2 separate regions of the Homo sapiens genome follow, and region 2 is linked to region 1. The links are chromatin contacts, found by Hi-C or POLR2A ChIA-PET in ENCODE. All regions are on one chromosome and are shown on one strand. The core of a region is the stretch at or near the end of the contact, and the rest is flanking DNA. Distances in the headings are between cores, read along the strand shown. Region 1 holds the start of TNRC6B (trinucleotide repeat containing adaptor 6B). Region 2 holds the start of MRTFA (myocardin related transcription factor A).

Region 1 (7,341 bases), core at 2,660-5,159:
TAGTTGAGATGACAGGCGTGAGCCACCATGCCCAGCTAATTTTGTTTAAAATTTCTTGTAGGGACAGGGTTTTGCCATGTTGCCCAGGCTGGTCTCAAACTCCTGAGCTCAAGCAATCAGCCTGCCTGGGACTCCCAAAGTGATCACAGGCGTGAGCCACCACGACTGGCCTATTTGGCTTCTTTAAGAAATTTTAAAACAAGGACCCTCCTAATGCAGATACTCAGATACTTCTGTAACCAGGAACTTGCTCTGAATATTGCACATAAACTGCCAAGTTGTGACGATCTGTTTACCAATAATGCTGACCTGGTACTCCTTGAGGAAAGGGACAAAGTACATTCATCTATCTGCATTGCCTCAGGGCTGTGTCCAGCTTAAACTGCAGATGATCAATGATTATATGATCTGAGTTATAAAAATTAAAATCTTTCCAAACTTTTCAGTCATGGAGCAGCTGGGTAGGGTGAGGAGCAGCTGGGTAGGGTGAGGACCACCCTTATTCCTCAGGGTGGTCCTCAATAGCCAGAGCTGCTCAGCCTGCTCTGCAGAACCTGAAGGTCTCATCATCGCATAACACTCTTCTAGTGTCTCTTGTAGAGCTGAAGAGCTGGAGAAGCCTTAGAAGTCTCTGCTTCAATGTTCGGAAGTTTATTTTTAAAGGACCATCCGAGTGGCCACACAGAATAACAAATGGCCATTCACAGCTGAAGAACAGAGCTGAGTTTGCACCATATATCAAAGATGCCAAAGCTTCCTTTCTGGGAACCAGATGGAATGACTGAAAAGCACTTTAAAATTGAGATACCACTTCTGATGAACGCTACCAATTTTTGTGATCTTTCAGTCATGAACCTGTGACATTTTTTTCTGAGACAGAGTAATGTTGTGATATTATCACTAGTTGATCCAGCATTAGGAAATATAGATTGGTGGGGGGGGTGGCAGTTAATAGGGATTATATTCACTTTCTCCAATAAGAAACTTCCTCTGCATATGCCATCTCATTTTTAAAAAGTAAAACTACAACGTGCAAGTTCCAGCACCCCTGGATATTGCTCTTCATAACATCGGCCACATCTTTAAAGTTTTTAAAGCTTCAATTCACAGTACTCACAGAAAGAAAACTTCAACAGAAGGCACAAATTAAATACTATCCATCTGCACACTTAATTGATTACTCATTTTCATTTCCTTCTGGATGACCATCGTGTTGGTGAGCCAGAAGGATTGGCTCTGCAGGATCTGAGATCCAAAATGGCAGTCGAGCTATCAACTCACCAGAGCCATAATGCTTCCCATACGTGAAGCCAGGTCTTATTTATCTCACCTTTTAATTATCCAGGGGAAAAGAATATTTATAAAAAACATTTCAAAGAATCAAATGGCATTCATTGTATCATTCTCTGTTCTGCCTAAGACAGCAGGTACCCTGCTCTGGTTCCTCCTCTCTGCAAACTGAATTAACCTGCCATTCATATGTTTACACAGCCACAAAAACAAGATAATGGCAAAACATGGAAAGCCTAGGTTTTATCTCCTCTTCAGTAAGACCAACTTTAGGAAATAGGTGTAAAATGAATCATATAACAAGCAAAGCCCCAAAAAAGTGCTTTCATTTTCAGAAAAACAGCAACAAAAATCAGAGCTGATTTTCCTTTAGGTCTACCACAATGCAACATTCTCTATCACTAAGGTAATTTCTCTATCTTTTCCCTTTAAATTCAAGCCGTAAAAAAATTTAGAGACAACTTTGTTCCAGACTACCTCTTTAATGTAATGTTTCCAATCCTTCTTACACAAAAGCTGAATTTATATCATCAAAAAATTTACAGTGAATCTAAACAGTCACTTCTGTATTTATTACCATTACTAACATAACAACATTAATTTTTTAAAATAATAAAATCCTTGCTTGTTAGAGACAGAGGGCTTTAATTATCTTATGTATTCAAATGGAAAGTCTTTTTGTTAAATTAGCGTGAAAGTCCCTTCATCTACACACAATTGGCCCAAAGAAACAGGCCATTTTCAGCACAAGAGGCCAATCCATTTTAAGAGTGAATAAAGCTTTTGAAAGCACCACACACCCTCTTCCAGACTGTCAAATTTTCAAAATGGTCCAGCATTTTTTCCACTTTATCTTTTTTAACACTTTCAGGCCCAGTAAGCATCTCATAATTAGATTAATTAAAAAGGAAACAACAAAAAACACTGCTCCCTTCTGATCAAAATTATTCCATTTATGCTTAATTAGCTTTAATCCACGTCTACATATTTAATGATGGGGATATGACAATTCAACCCATTTGCATATTTTAAATGCCTTTTCTAAACTATACTTTGTAACAGATTTAGAAGAACAGTCTCTTTCTCATGCCAATATGCCACAGCATAAATCAGGAGGATACAAATTAGGAAAAAAAGAGAAAAGAAAACAAGGCCTCTCAGAGCCAGGGATGTGCTCAGGGGGGTGGAGTAATTTACCCAGGGGTGGGGGCAATTTACCCGCCACATCACAAACTACAATCCTTTCAGCCCACCAGACCGAGAAGCATTACATCACACTCTCACAATGATAGGGGGAGGAGGCTCTGAGAAAGCAAGTTTTCAGCTTTCTTTCCTCCCTGCTCTCAGGCTTCCAGAATCCTGCATTAGGAGTAATGGAATTTAACTTCAGGCACTGCACAGCTTCAGGGGTTACTAACAATCACATAGACTGCTACTTATACATGTGACCCTAAATGACCACTTCGCAGTGGATACATGGCCGAAACAGGCAACCACACACTCACACGATGAATTTATGCTGAAAAACTCAGTTTTGCATCTGTGTAAAATTAAACAAAAATTTTATTTCGTGAGGAATGAAGAAGGCTAATACACAGGGAGAACTGATAAAGAAATAATTTCTAATCGCGGTGAATAGCTGTTCATATCTTTAAAACACCATGTTTACAACATAGTCCTACCCTTTGGTTGAATCCAGGATCAAAATAAAAGCGCATCTGGCTGCACATTTGAGAACACACACAGAGACCCAGTGCAAATGAGCGCGCGCAGAAAGGAGAGGGGTGAGCCACATATTGCTTGGGAGGTTTTCAAGCAGGGGAATCTACAAACCCCAAACCTCCTGGTGTTCACCCGCCCCCAACCTGATGTTTAAAATGTATTAGGTCTTACTTTAGGTTTTACATCTCTCTAGGAAGGAGGGCCCAGTTTAAAAAATAAAAAGATAGAAAAAGGCTTTCCCGTTCTAGGGCTTGCCCTCCCAGATCCTTTGTCGGCCTTAGCAGCCGAAAGAATGCAAACCCATTTATATTTATGCAAATTTTTGCAGCAGATTTAAGGGGGGAGGGGGAGGTCTGTGTTTTTTAAAAACCTCTTTCTAAATAGCAAATTTCCAATTACTCGCAGCTTCATTTATTGCAAGATAGAAACGATGATGAAAATCTGCATATACATTAAAAGTGCAATTAAATCACTTCAAAATCTAAATATTTTACCACGTCTTTTCCATTTCTAAAATGCCGAACCAAAGTACATCACGGGTCTGATTTACACAGATCCACGAAATGTCTGAAGCCAGTCTCCATGCTAGACAAATGTCGATTTGCAACACCACCAGTGAAAACGGTTAGACAAGATCCATATAAATCAATTGGTTAAAAAAAATTGAAAATATTTACCAACCTCATAAAGTGCAGCAGTGCTTAAATCCAGCAAATTGAGGCATACAAGGTAGAAATGGAAATGAAAAAAGGTCCAAAAAATGAATTCTTTTTGTCTATCTGTTTTTTTGTATTTTAAATATTCAGAAACCAGCAGAGACTCTGTCGGCCATTTTGGCTTGAACTAACTCTCTCTCACACACTCTCCCTCTTGCTCTCTCTCTCCCTCTCTGTCTCTAAAGGAAGCAGCTTTTTGTGACCTTCAAATAGAGGCAGATCATGTGACTTCGGGTAGGTTTGTCAATCAGGAAAGGGGAGGGAGCTGGAGCTGAGACTGCCTTAAAGGGGAAGCAGCCCTTTTCCACTCACTTTCATTTGTGAAATGCTGTTATCTCATACTCTCCGCCTACAGACACTGCATGTGAAAGTGGCAACAGCATAAGGGTAACAGATGAACAAAACAGAAAAACCTTTATTGGTTTATAGAAATATGCTCAGTTGCTAACGATTCTTACAGCTCCTGGATCTTCTCCTGGCTCGCTTGCTAGTTATTCTCTAGATGTTTGGGCAAGCACAGGCTGGCAAACTGCTCTGTAAAAGGGGCTGAAACACAGCTCTACCAAACAAGAGGCTTTAGCTTTGAAAGAATGAGGTGAAATACAGGGCACGACTGATCTCTAAGAAACTCCTAAAATGTATAGAAAAAGACTGAAAGAAACGCACAAAAGTATAAACTGAACTGCAATTCAGAAAGGTTAAGTGACTTATCCCAAATCACACAGCTGAACAGCTGCAGAAGAGGGACTGGTTTCCCAATTCTGAACTCTACACTTATTGTTTTGCCTGTATGTGTGTTCAGTACCTCCTCCCCCAAACCCAAATAAAAACTATGCTTCAGCACTGCAAACGGAGTTTCTCTGGGCTAGGGCAGGTCTGAGTCATCTTTAATCCCCTCCCCCACCGCAGGAGGTAGCTCTGCAGCTGAGGGAGCCTAGGCACTAAATTAAAACCTACCTGGTTTCCACCACTCCTAATCCCTTCTCCTTCGCATATACATCTCCACTCCTACCCACTTAAGAAACCCAAGCTCGGTTTGCATCTCCAGCCCCCGCGGCTCACAGGCCGTGTAACTTCACTGCTAACAGCAAGTAAGTAAGTCCCTTACCCATCCTCCCACCCTGCCTGGCCTCCGTTTTCTCATTGGTAGCCGGCGGAGATTGGGCTTCCCTAGATGGTATCTTTGGTTTCTTTCACCTCTGAAACTCTGCACTTGGCTTCTTTGAGTAGTTCTGTTCATCTTTTCCTGGCCATCTCAAAAGTTCGCCTCCACCCTGGGAAGGCTTCTTGACCCTCGCAGTCCAGACCAGGCCCTCCTGTTAACACTCCCATAATATCCTTTACTACTTCTTCAGAGCAATGGTCATAATTGCAATTTATGAAAGAATGTGCTTAACATTAGTCTTCCCCAGGAGACTGTAAACTGTATAAGGAAAAACACCACGTCTTCACTGCTCTGTGAGGCTCCACACCAAACACCACATAGGAGGTAAATAAATGAATAAATCAATGACTTGGACCCTATTCAGAAGGGCTGGGCTGAGTAGGAGGAAATCTGCCACCTGAATATAAAAAATGTAGGGGAATGAGGGTCACATAGTTCCCAGAAACTCGCATTCATCTATGTTTTAAGGACGGCTTCAGGAAAGAAAGTAACTAAAATGGTAAAAAGCGCATGAGGCCGGGTGCGGTGGCTCATACCTGTAATCCCAGCACTTTGGGAGGCCGAGGCAGGCAGATCACCTGAGGTCGGGAGTTCGAGACCAGCCTGACCAGCATGGAGAAACCCCGTCTCTACTAAAAATACAAAATTAGCCAGCGTGGTGGCACATGCCTGTAATCCCAGCTACTAGGGAGGCTGAGCTTAGCAGGAGAATCGCTTGAACCCGGGAGGCGGAGGTTGTGGTGAGCCGAGATCGCGCCATTGCACTCCAGACTGGGCAGCAAGAGTGAAACTCCATCTCAAAAAAAAAAAAAAAAAAAGTGCATGAGAATGCCCTGTGACTATCGACTCCACCTATCTCTATAAGCCAGAAAAGGGAGGATTCCCTAGTGTGCTTCTCCCATAAACTAGGCTGCCATGCCAGCCAGCAGACAACTGATGGATTCTAGAAACCCGGCTTTCCTTGAAAAGGAACCTACGAATGCTTGTAAAATCCCACAACACTTGTTGTCATCCTGGCTTCTGGGTCTTTATACAGTCTCCCGCCTTTGCTCTTTCCACTCAGATATGACGACAGGAAAGGAGCTGTTTCATGGCAGGCAAAGGCCAATGCCTGGACAATCTGGTAGCCTGAATAGCTGTGGCTTAACAAGCTTCCACTGTCTTTGCCTAGCACTGAGTGAAATAGCCAGGCCCTGCACTGACAATTGAGATGCAGGAAAAAGCAGGAAACTACTAGAATGGAAATTCTGATTATTTAGTCTATTTTTATCCTTCCAATACCTTCCAGATGAGTTACTGAAAGCCTACTTGCTTGTAGCTGGCTCGATTTGTAAAAATGTGTGGAGACTGAACATCCACCTTGTTTTAATTTGTGATGGACATGCTTTCTTTATGAAACTGAACTTTGCTAAGTCTCCATTCCCCAGTGTAGAATATTATTGTATACAAATATTTATATGTGTTGCCTTGTAAGTGTTAAATAGCAAACTGCATGAAAAGTTTGGAAACAGAACAAACATATTTTAAATAAAATATTGGTTCTAATTTCAAATAATATGCTGAAAACATATATATATATATTTTGAGACAGAGTCTTGCTCTGTCACCCAGGCTGGAGTGCAGTGGCATGGTATCGGCTCACAGGAACCTCCACCTCCTGGGTTCAAGCGATTCTCCTGTCTCAGCCTCCTGAGTAGCTGGGATTACAGACACATGCCACCATGCCCAGATAATTTTTGTATTTTTAATAGAGACAGGGTTTCACCATGTTGGCCAGGCTGGTCTCGAACTCCTGACCTCGTGATCTGCCCACGTCAGCCTCCCAAAGTGCTGAGATTACAGGCATGAGGCACTGCGCCCGGCCACTGAATATTTTTTCCTTAACCTCCACATCATCTTTTCTATGCAATACCTCTAAATTTAATACAATTAGTCTAATCGTTTATCTAAAACAAACAAGTGCAATAAATACATTATTTCTCCCTTGTGTTTCCAGACATAATAGATTCTGTGATAGATTTATTATACTTTTTTCATATTAACAATTAGACAATATTTTAAAATTATATTATTGTAAGGTAAGGACACAAAGAAATAAATTTTTTTTTTTTTTTTTGAGATGGAGTCTCGCTTTGTCGCCCAGGCTAGAGTGCAGTGGTGCTATCTCGGCTTACTGCAAGCTCCGCCTCCCGGGTTCACGCCATTCTCCTGCCTCAGCCTCCCGAATAGCTGGGACTATAGGTGCCTGCCACCACGCTCGGCTAATTTTTTTGTATTTGTAGTAGAGACGGGGTTTCACTAAATCACCTCGTGATCACCTCGTGATCTGCCGGCCTCAGCCATAAAAATTATTTTCTAAAACTAAAAACAAGAACATTCAAATGACTGTTATCTTTCAAAGCTGGCACCTTTGGAGGTTACATACCATTCCTCAAAATATTTTTATCA
Region 2 (7,341 bases), core at 3,004-5,503, 460 kb before region 1:
GACTCTGTGTCAAAAAAAGGAAAAAAAAAAAAAGAGATACAAAAGAATGGCCACTCCATAGGCAGAGCAGTGGCATGGGCCACTCAGCTGCTTATACTTATTGTCACTTCTCGATTATATGCTAAGCAAGGGATGGATTATTCATGAATTTTCTGGGAAAGGGGTGGGCAATCCCTGGAACTGGAACTGAGGTTTCCTCCCATTTTTAGACCAGAGAGGGTAACCTCTGGACATTTCCATGGTATCTGTAAACTGTCACGGCACTGGTGGGAGTGCCTTTTAGCATGCTAATGCATTATAAATAGTGTATAATGAGCAGTGAGGATGACCAGAGGTCACTTTTCTTACCATCTTGGCTTTGGTGGGTTTTGTCCGGCTTCTTTACCATAACATATTTTATTAGCAAGGTCCTTGTATCTTGTGCTGACCTATCTCATCCTGTGACTTAGAATGCCTAATCTCCTGGAAATGCAACTCAGTAGGTCTCAGCCTTATTTTACCCAGCCCCTATTTAAGATGGAGTCCTGGTTCGAACGCCTCTGACAGTTCCCCAGAGGAAAGTGGAGTTCTCTTACCAAAAGAAAGAGAATGTTTACAGGGAAGGACACAAATAACACATGTCGCCAATAGATCCTGAAGGATGTCCGCATGAAGTCATTAGGACATGAAGTCACTGAGGCCTGATGGCAAGAAAAAGGGACTTATTCCCTACTGTTTTGTGGAGATGGGTCGAGGGTGTGGGAAAGAGGGTGAAGTGGGATTAGACATGTTTGGTGAAGCTTTAGAGGATAACATTAGGATCTAGGGTCAGAGATAATGTTATTCCTTTTTTTTTTCAGAGTTACCCAGGCTGGAGTGGGGTCAGAGATTAGAGGGAGGCAGACCACCTATAAGAAATATATAAACCCTTTTTTTTTTTTTTTTTGAGACGGAGTCTCACTCTGTCGCCCAGCCTGGAGTGCAGTGGCACGATCTCGGCTCACTGCAAGCTCCACCTCCAGGGTTCACGCCATTTTCCCACCTCAGCCTCCTGAGTAGCTGGGACTACAGGCGCCCGCTACCACACCCGGCTAATTTTTTGTATTTATAGTAGAGACGGGGTTTCACCGTGTTAGCCAGGATGGTCTCAATCTCCTGACCTCGTGATCTGCCCGCCTTGGCCTCCCAAAGTGCTGGGATTACAGGCGTGAGCCACCGCGCCTGGCTTTTTTTTTCTTTGAGACAGAGTCTCTCTTACTCTGTCACCCAGGCTGGAGTGCAGTGGTGGGATCTCGGCTCACTGCAATCTCCGCCTCCCAGGTTCAAGCAATTCTCCTGCCTCAGCCTCCCGAGTAGCTGGGATTACAGGTGAGCATCACCACGCCCGGTTCATTTTTGTATTTTTAGTAGAGACGGGGTTTCACCATGTTGGCCAGGCTGGTCTTGAACTCCTGACCTCAAGTGATCCTCTGGTCTCGGCCACCCAAAGTGCTGGGATTACAGGTGTGAGCCACCACATCCAGCCTAACCCTTTATATATACACAAAATATATATGTGTCTATATATAGTATATAAAACGTATACAATTTAAGTTGTCCAGAAAAAGTATAGAGATATTTGTGAGACGGTGAGGTTGCCTGCAGTCTCTGCCATGAATGGGCAGATCTCTTTTCCTGTGACTAATAAAATACACTTGTGCCTCCTCATTACCTGGGCTTTTTAAGGAGGGCTGTGTCTGGGTGGGTACTATCTGGAATGCCCCACCTTGGTCATGTTTTGGGGAAATCTGCCCCACCCCAATAATTCCAGTGGGGGTACTTTCTCCTCCGAGGCGCACTTCTGCATCCTCTTTTTTTTTTTTTTTTTTAAATACGGAGTCTCGCTCTGTCGCCCAGGCTGGTGTGCAGTGGCGCCATCTCGGCTCACTGCAAGCTCCGCCTCCCGGGTTCATGCCATTCTCCTGCCTCAGCCTCCCGAGTAGCTGGGACTTGACAGGCGCCCGCCACCACGCCCAGCTAATTTTTTCTGTTTTTAGTAGAGACGGGGTTTCACCGTGTTAGCCAGGATGGTCTTGATCTCCTGACCTCGTGATCCGCCCGCCTCGGCCTCCCAAAGCGCTGGGATTACAGGCGTGAGTCACCGCGCCCGGACTGCATCCTGTTTTTGTTTTTTGTTTTGAGATGGAGTCTCACTCTGTCGCCCAGGCTGGAGTGCAGTGGCGCGATCTCAGCTCACTGCAAGCTCTGCCTCCCAGGTTCCGCCATTCTCCTGCCTCAGCCTCCCGAGTAGCTGGGACTACAGGCGCCCGCCACCACGCCCAGCTAATTTTTTCTGTTTTTTAGTAGAGACGGGGTTTCACCGTGTTGGCCAAGATGGTCTTGGTCTCCTGACCTCGTGATCCGCCCGCCTCGACCTCCCAAAGTGCTGGGATTATAGGCGTGAGCCACCGCACCCGGCCTGCATCCTGTTTTAGTCACCTGGGATACCGGCCTGGCATTGCAGTCACCGCAGTACGTGCCTTAGCATCCTCCAGTTTGGTGTAAGCACCCCCAGGGTAGTGACTGTATCTCATCTAGCTTACCCCCTCAGTGTTCTTACTCAAAAAATATTTATCGAATAAATAATTTTATCAGGTATTTTGTGCAAGAATTTTTGCCTTGGGGAAGGTGTGTGTGACTAAGAGCCCACGAGGATCCCGTCTAACTCCAAGATTCTGCGACCGGCATTGGAAGCTGATTTATAGTGAGTAATTGGGAATACCCAAGGCCACTTTGACTTTTGCCGCCATTGGATAGAGCAGCACCCTCTCCTACCCTCCCTCTGAGTTCACCCATGGGCAGTCCCAGAAGCCTTTGATGGGGAAAAGGGGGTCATAGTGAGAATTTACCTTGGAATGTAAAGTGAGCCGCCCCTTTTCAGTCTTTGCATCTTCACGCGGGTCCGCCCCAAACCTAGAAGAACGCCCCTGACCACTTCTTCTTCTATCTACTGTTACTCCTTCCTCTGACTCTGGTGACCCCATCCCGGAAGCCTTCCGGAAAGCGCTTCCCCCTTTTCCACCCCATCGAGTTGGGGTTATTTCTCCTTTTCTGGGCTCTCTCCCATTGCTGGGGAGGAAGGCGGATACGAAGGGCCTGCATGACCGCAGCTGTCATCACAGTGGGCCTGGCTTACCTTGTTGCTCTCTCCCCTTTCGCCTTTCTCCTTTCTCCCTGTTGCAGTCATGGACTTCACTCATAATACATATACATATACATATACATATACATATACATATACATATACACATACACATACACATACACATACACATACACATACACATACATATACATGTTTTTAAATCGGGCAGCCACCCGCTCCCCGCCCTCAGCCCGGAATAGGTTCAGAGAGGTGCCCGGGTTCACTTGCGGAGCGTGTGGCCTCTGCGCCTAACGCGCGCCCCTTCACTACACGAATGGGTGCGGGCAAGGGTATAGGATTTTAGAATTCCAAGAGTTGTCGGGGGTCATCCCGTGGAATCCTCTTTTTTGCAGATGCTCTTCCTGGAGCCTTCCGATGCAAGCTCTTGGGCTCACGCAGCCCTTTTCCTCTTCTAAGCCCAGAGCGCTTTCGCTGCTGCTGATCTCCACGGCCTCGGCAGATAGGGAGGGGCAGGCAGGTGTCAGCGTCCTCCCTTTCACCGTTGGGGAAACTGACTCAGAGAAACAAGGCGACGGGCCTCGGCGGGGCGGGACCGTAACGGGAATTCAAGGCTCCAGGCCAGAGCGGAATTTATTGTGTCTCGTTTTGGGAAGCGTGAATGTGAAATGATCGACTTCGGAGCCCCAGGCGGAGACCCTTCAGTCCCCGACAAGAATCGGGATGGGGTCTGGGATTAATGCAGTAATTACTCGCGCCTGGGCATTGACCCCTTGGCAACTTCGCAAGATCCGGCAGGGTCCACCGCCCTTCCCTTCACAGGGTGACCACAGGGCTGCGGCCTCTTTAAGGCCCAGAGCTCCGCCCCCGGCTCGTCGCCAACCCCCTCGCCGCAGCTCAGCCAGTTCCAGACTTTCCTCAGAGATGAGGTCATCTCCCCGTTGCCCATTGGCTGCGCCGTGCCGTCAGTCACAGGAAGTCAGGCCGCCGTTTTCGCCTTCTTCATGCCGCTTCCTTCTCCGCCCGCCCTTTAGTCCGCCGATCACGACCCCGATCAGGCCTCTGATTGGCTAGCGCCGCCGTCACTTCTCCAGCGGACAGTCTTCAGGACGGGAGGCGGGCGTGGTGGGCGGGCCCGCAGCTTCCGTGGCTGAGAGGAGCCGGCGGCGGCAGTGTCTGTGGTGGCCGCGGCGGCGAGAGCGACGGTCCCATCTTTCCCACCCTCTTGGTTGCCGCTGGCCACACGCCCTCCGCTGGCGGCGACTTCTCAGCTCCGTGCGCCCGGGCTGGACAGTGAGCCTCGAGAGGAGACGCGGGCGGCTAGAGCCGGAGTGGGGCGAGCCGCGGAACCCGGCCGGGAGCCGCGCGAGGCGGTGAGTGAGAGTCCGGGTTGGGGACCCCTCCCCCACCGCGGCCTCGCCCCGCCTGGAGCATCCTTTTTCCCCCCCGACCCTGCTGCGCGCGTCCTCGGGGGGTCGGGCGAGGCGGCCCTCGCGTCCCCTGCCCTCTTCTTGCCGGCCTTCTGCCCCTGCCCTCGGGGCCGGAGTCGCAGAGCGGCGGTCACTGTGCCGGGGCTGGGACCCGGGCCGGGCCGGGCGGGCGGGCGCGGTCGTGCACCTGTGCACTGCCTGGCAGGGCTGTGCTGCGCGGGGCGGGGAGGCACGGAGGTCCTCGCCCTCGCTTCTCCCGGGATGTGTTTTGATTGCAGGGACGGGGTGTCGGCCGCTTTCTCTGGGGTCTTGTGCAGACCTTCAGGATCCAAGTGCAGTCCTTGGGATTCCCAGGCAAGGAGGCTCAGCTGGACTTGTTGGTGCCAGTATAGCAAACCTGAATGCTGCCAGGTGTACAGGGCTCTGCAAATCTGAAACTTGATGGCCAAGAACTTTACCTCCTAAGAAAGCGTCTGTCAGGACGCTGATGCAGTCCACCCTCCCCGCTTCGGGTACCTTTGATACTCCATAGTGCCTAGGGCTGGACCTTTTGAGTCGACTCCCAAACCTGCCACTTGCTAGCTGTGTAATCTTGTGCCTTGGTTTCCTCGTCTGAAAAATGAGGATAATAGCACCAATCGCATACGGTTGTTTGTTGTAAGTGTCGAATGAAATAATTCACGTGAAGCGTTTGACACAGTGCTTGGCCCATAGTAAGGGCCCAAGAAATGTTTGCTTTTGGGATGTTGAGAATGCCTGGTTTGCCTGTGTGCCTTTAAGCACTAGCCCAGCTTGGCATTGTCAAGATTTCTCTCTGTTGTCTCCCTGTTATGCAGCATAACGAAAGGGCAGTTGAATGGTTAACTTGCTTGCCAGCCTCTGTTTGGCATGAAGTGTGTGTATATACAGGAATGTGGAATACATCACTTAAATATAATAATGGAATTACCCCATGCTTCGTATGTTTTTACATAGTTTTAAACTCATAAGACGTCTGGAATGTCCCCGAGTTGCAAGTTTTTGAGATCTTTTCAGGGTCCTTTCTACATCAAGCCGAAGCCTGTAACGTTAAGACTTATTGTCAGTAAGAAGTTAGACCTACATGTTTTACTTCAGAAGACCCCCAAAACTCCAAATGTCACTTACGCAGTTTTACTGTTGAAAAGCAGTCATCTCCCGGGGGTGAGGTGGTACAGCCAGCTGGCCCACAGCCCTATGACTGCAGGGTGGGGAACCTTTGGCTGGAAGTTATTAAACTAAGTTTTGCTTAATGTCGTTTGCATTTTTCATAGCGAACCAAAGGGCTTTATGTTACTGTTTCTTATTGAAATGATTTAGAAAGAAGCAATCCATTACTGCGTTCTTTAAAAACACCTGCAAAGAAAAAAATATCTGTAGTTTAGCTCTAGTGTTTGTTTCAGTTTTTGGCCAATAACTATTAAGAAGAGCCCGTTTTTAAGAAGGCTTCCAAAAGTCACATCCACTTGAATAAGTTATTTAGAGTCAAATCAAGAGAGGTGGAAGAGTAATATGTATCCCATCACCCAAAAGTATTTATTGGAGAGTTTCCATGTCCTTAGTACTCTGCCAGATGCTATTAGGGAGTGATTAAAAAGAGTATGAAATAGAATCTCAGCCTATAAAGGGCAAAACCATAAAGTTTGGGTCACCCGTTAGTAATTACAAGTACTACTTAAGGGATGACTTCATTTATTCATTCAACAGACTTTTTGTTCCATGTTTGTAACGTGCCAGGTGTTTTTCTAAGGGCTGGGGCTGTCAAGATAAGTGAGATATGGTCCCTGCTCATGAGGAGCTCACAGTCTAGTGGGAGAGGCAAAAAATGACAGATGATTGTAACGCGCTGAAATACACTCTAAATCCAGACTTCACTGGGAGAGTCAAGGGAGCTTTTCCTGTGGATGTATGGGAAGGCTTCAAAGAAAATGGCATTTGAGCTGAATGTTAACTCAGATGAAGGAGAGGAAATTCCAAAGAGAAATAACAGCTTGGAAAGTTTTCCTGATAGGCGGGGCACAGTGGCTTACGCCTGTAATCCTAGCACTTCGGGAGGCCAAGGCAGGAGGATCACTTGAGGCCAGGAGTTCGAGTTGAGACCCGCTTGGGCAACATAATGATAGCTTGTCTCCACAAAAAAGTTAAAGAATTAGCAGACGTGGTGGCTTGCACCTGTAGTCCCAGCTACTCAGGAGGCTGAGGCTGGAGGATCCCTTGAGCCCAGGAGTTTGAGGTGGCAGTAAGCTATGTTCACACTGCCCTCCATCCTGAATGTGCGGTGAGACCCTGTCTCAAAAAAAAAAAAAAATCCTGATAAATCTTCTGATATACCAGTTATAAGCCCCAGGAAGGGAGAAGGAAACTAACATTCCTTGATGCCCACTACATAAAAGCTAGGCTTTGATTGTGTTGCTTTAGGATAGGGAAATAGGCTGCAACTAGTTAAATAACTCATTTAGGGATACAGAAGTTAACAGAACCAGGACTTGAATCTCTGACTTAAAAGTATGGTATACGGTTCCTTTTAACATGCTTTTGTAGAGGTAAATATGAAAGAGGTTAGAAAGTTCTACCCATATTATCATTATTATCATTTTACTACATCTATTGCAAGTTACTTTCTGTGAAATGTTTCATATTTGATTTAGTCACTAAGGCGATATAATAAATAAAGCTTATCTTTATAAGCTTTATATATGGCAATATAATAAATAAAGGCTATCTTTATTTATATATTTTATACTTATAAATTTGGTGATATTTCCTAAAAAG

What was found. A loop is a pair of places that touch in the nucleus more often than their neighbours do. ChIA-PET counts read pairs that join two places held with the same protein, here RNA polymerase II (POLR2A). Pooled maps may share reads with other maps.
Region 2: a map of CD4-positive, alpha-beta T cell shows a loop between it and region 1 (24-fold over the local background). The contact joins the promoter of MRTFA here to the promoter of TNRC6B in region 1. A Hi-C loop is called at or near these places in 8 of 168 maps with a recorded cell type or tissue (B cell, CD4-positive, alpha-beta T cell, CD8-positive, alpha-beta T cell and 2 more), 3 of 37 single-sample maps with no recorded cell type and 20 of 50 pooled maps. POLR2A ChIA-PET finds 5 or more read pairs at or near these places in 3 of 52 experiments (CD4-positive, alpha-beta T cell, GM10248 and WTC11).

Annotation. Positions count from the first base shown.
Region 1 is chr22:40,174,493-40,181,833 of GRCh38, reverse strand. It overlaps TNRC6B (trinucleotide repeat containing adaptor 6B), which reads right to left and starts at 3,909. Exons shown (of 23, transcript NM_001162501.2): 1 at 3,694-3,909. The coding sequence starts at 3,698. RefSeq lists an enhancer at 4,021-4,070.
Region 2 is chr22:40,633,631-40,640,971 of GRCh38, reverse strand. MRTFA (myocardin related transcription factor A) reads left to right here and starts at 4,253. Exons shown (of 15, transcript NM_020831.6): 1 at 4,253-4,494. RefSeq lists enhancers at 1,980-3,179, 3,919-4,228 and a silencer at 4,489-4,798.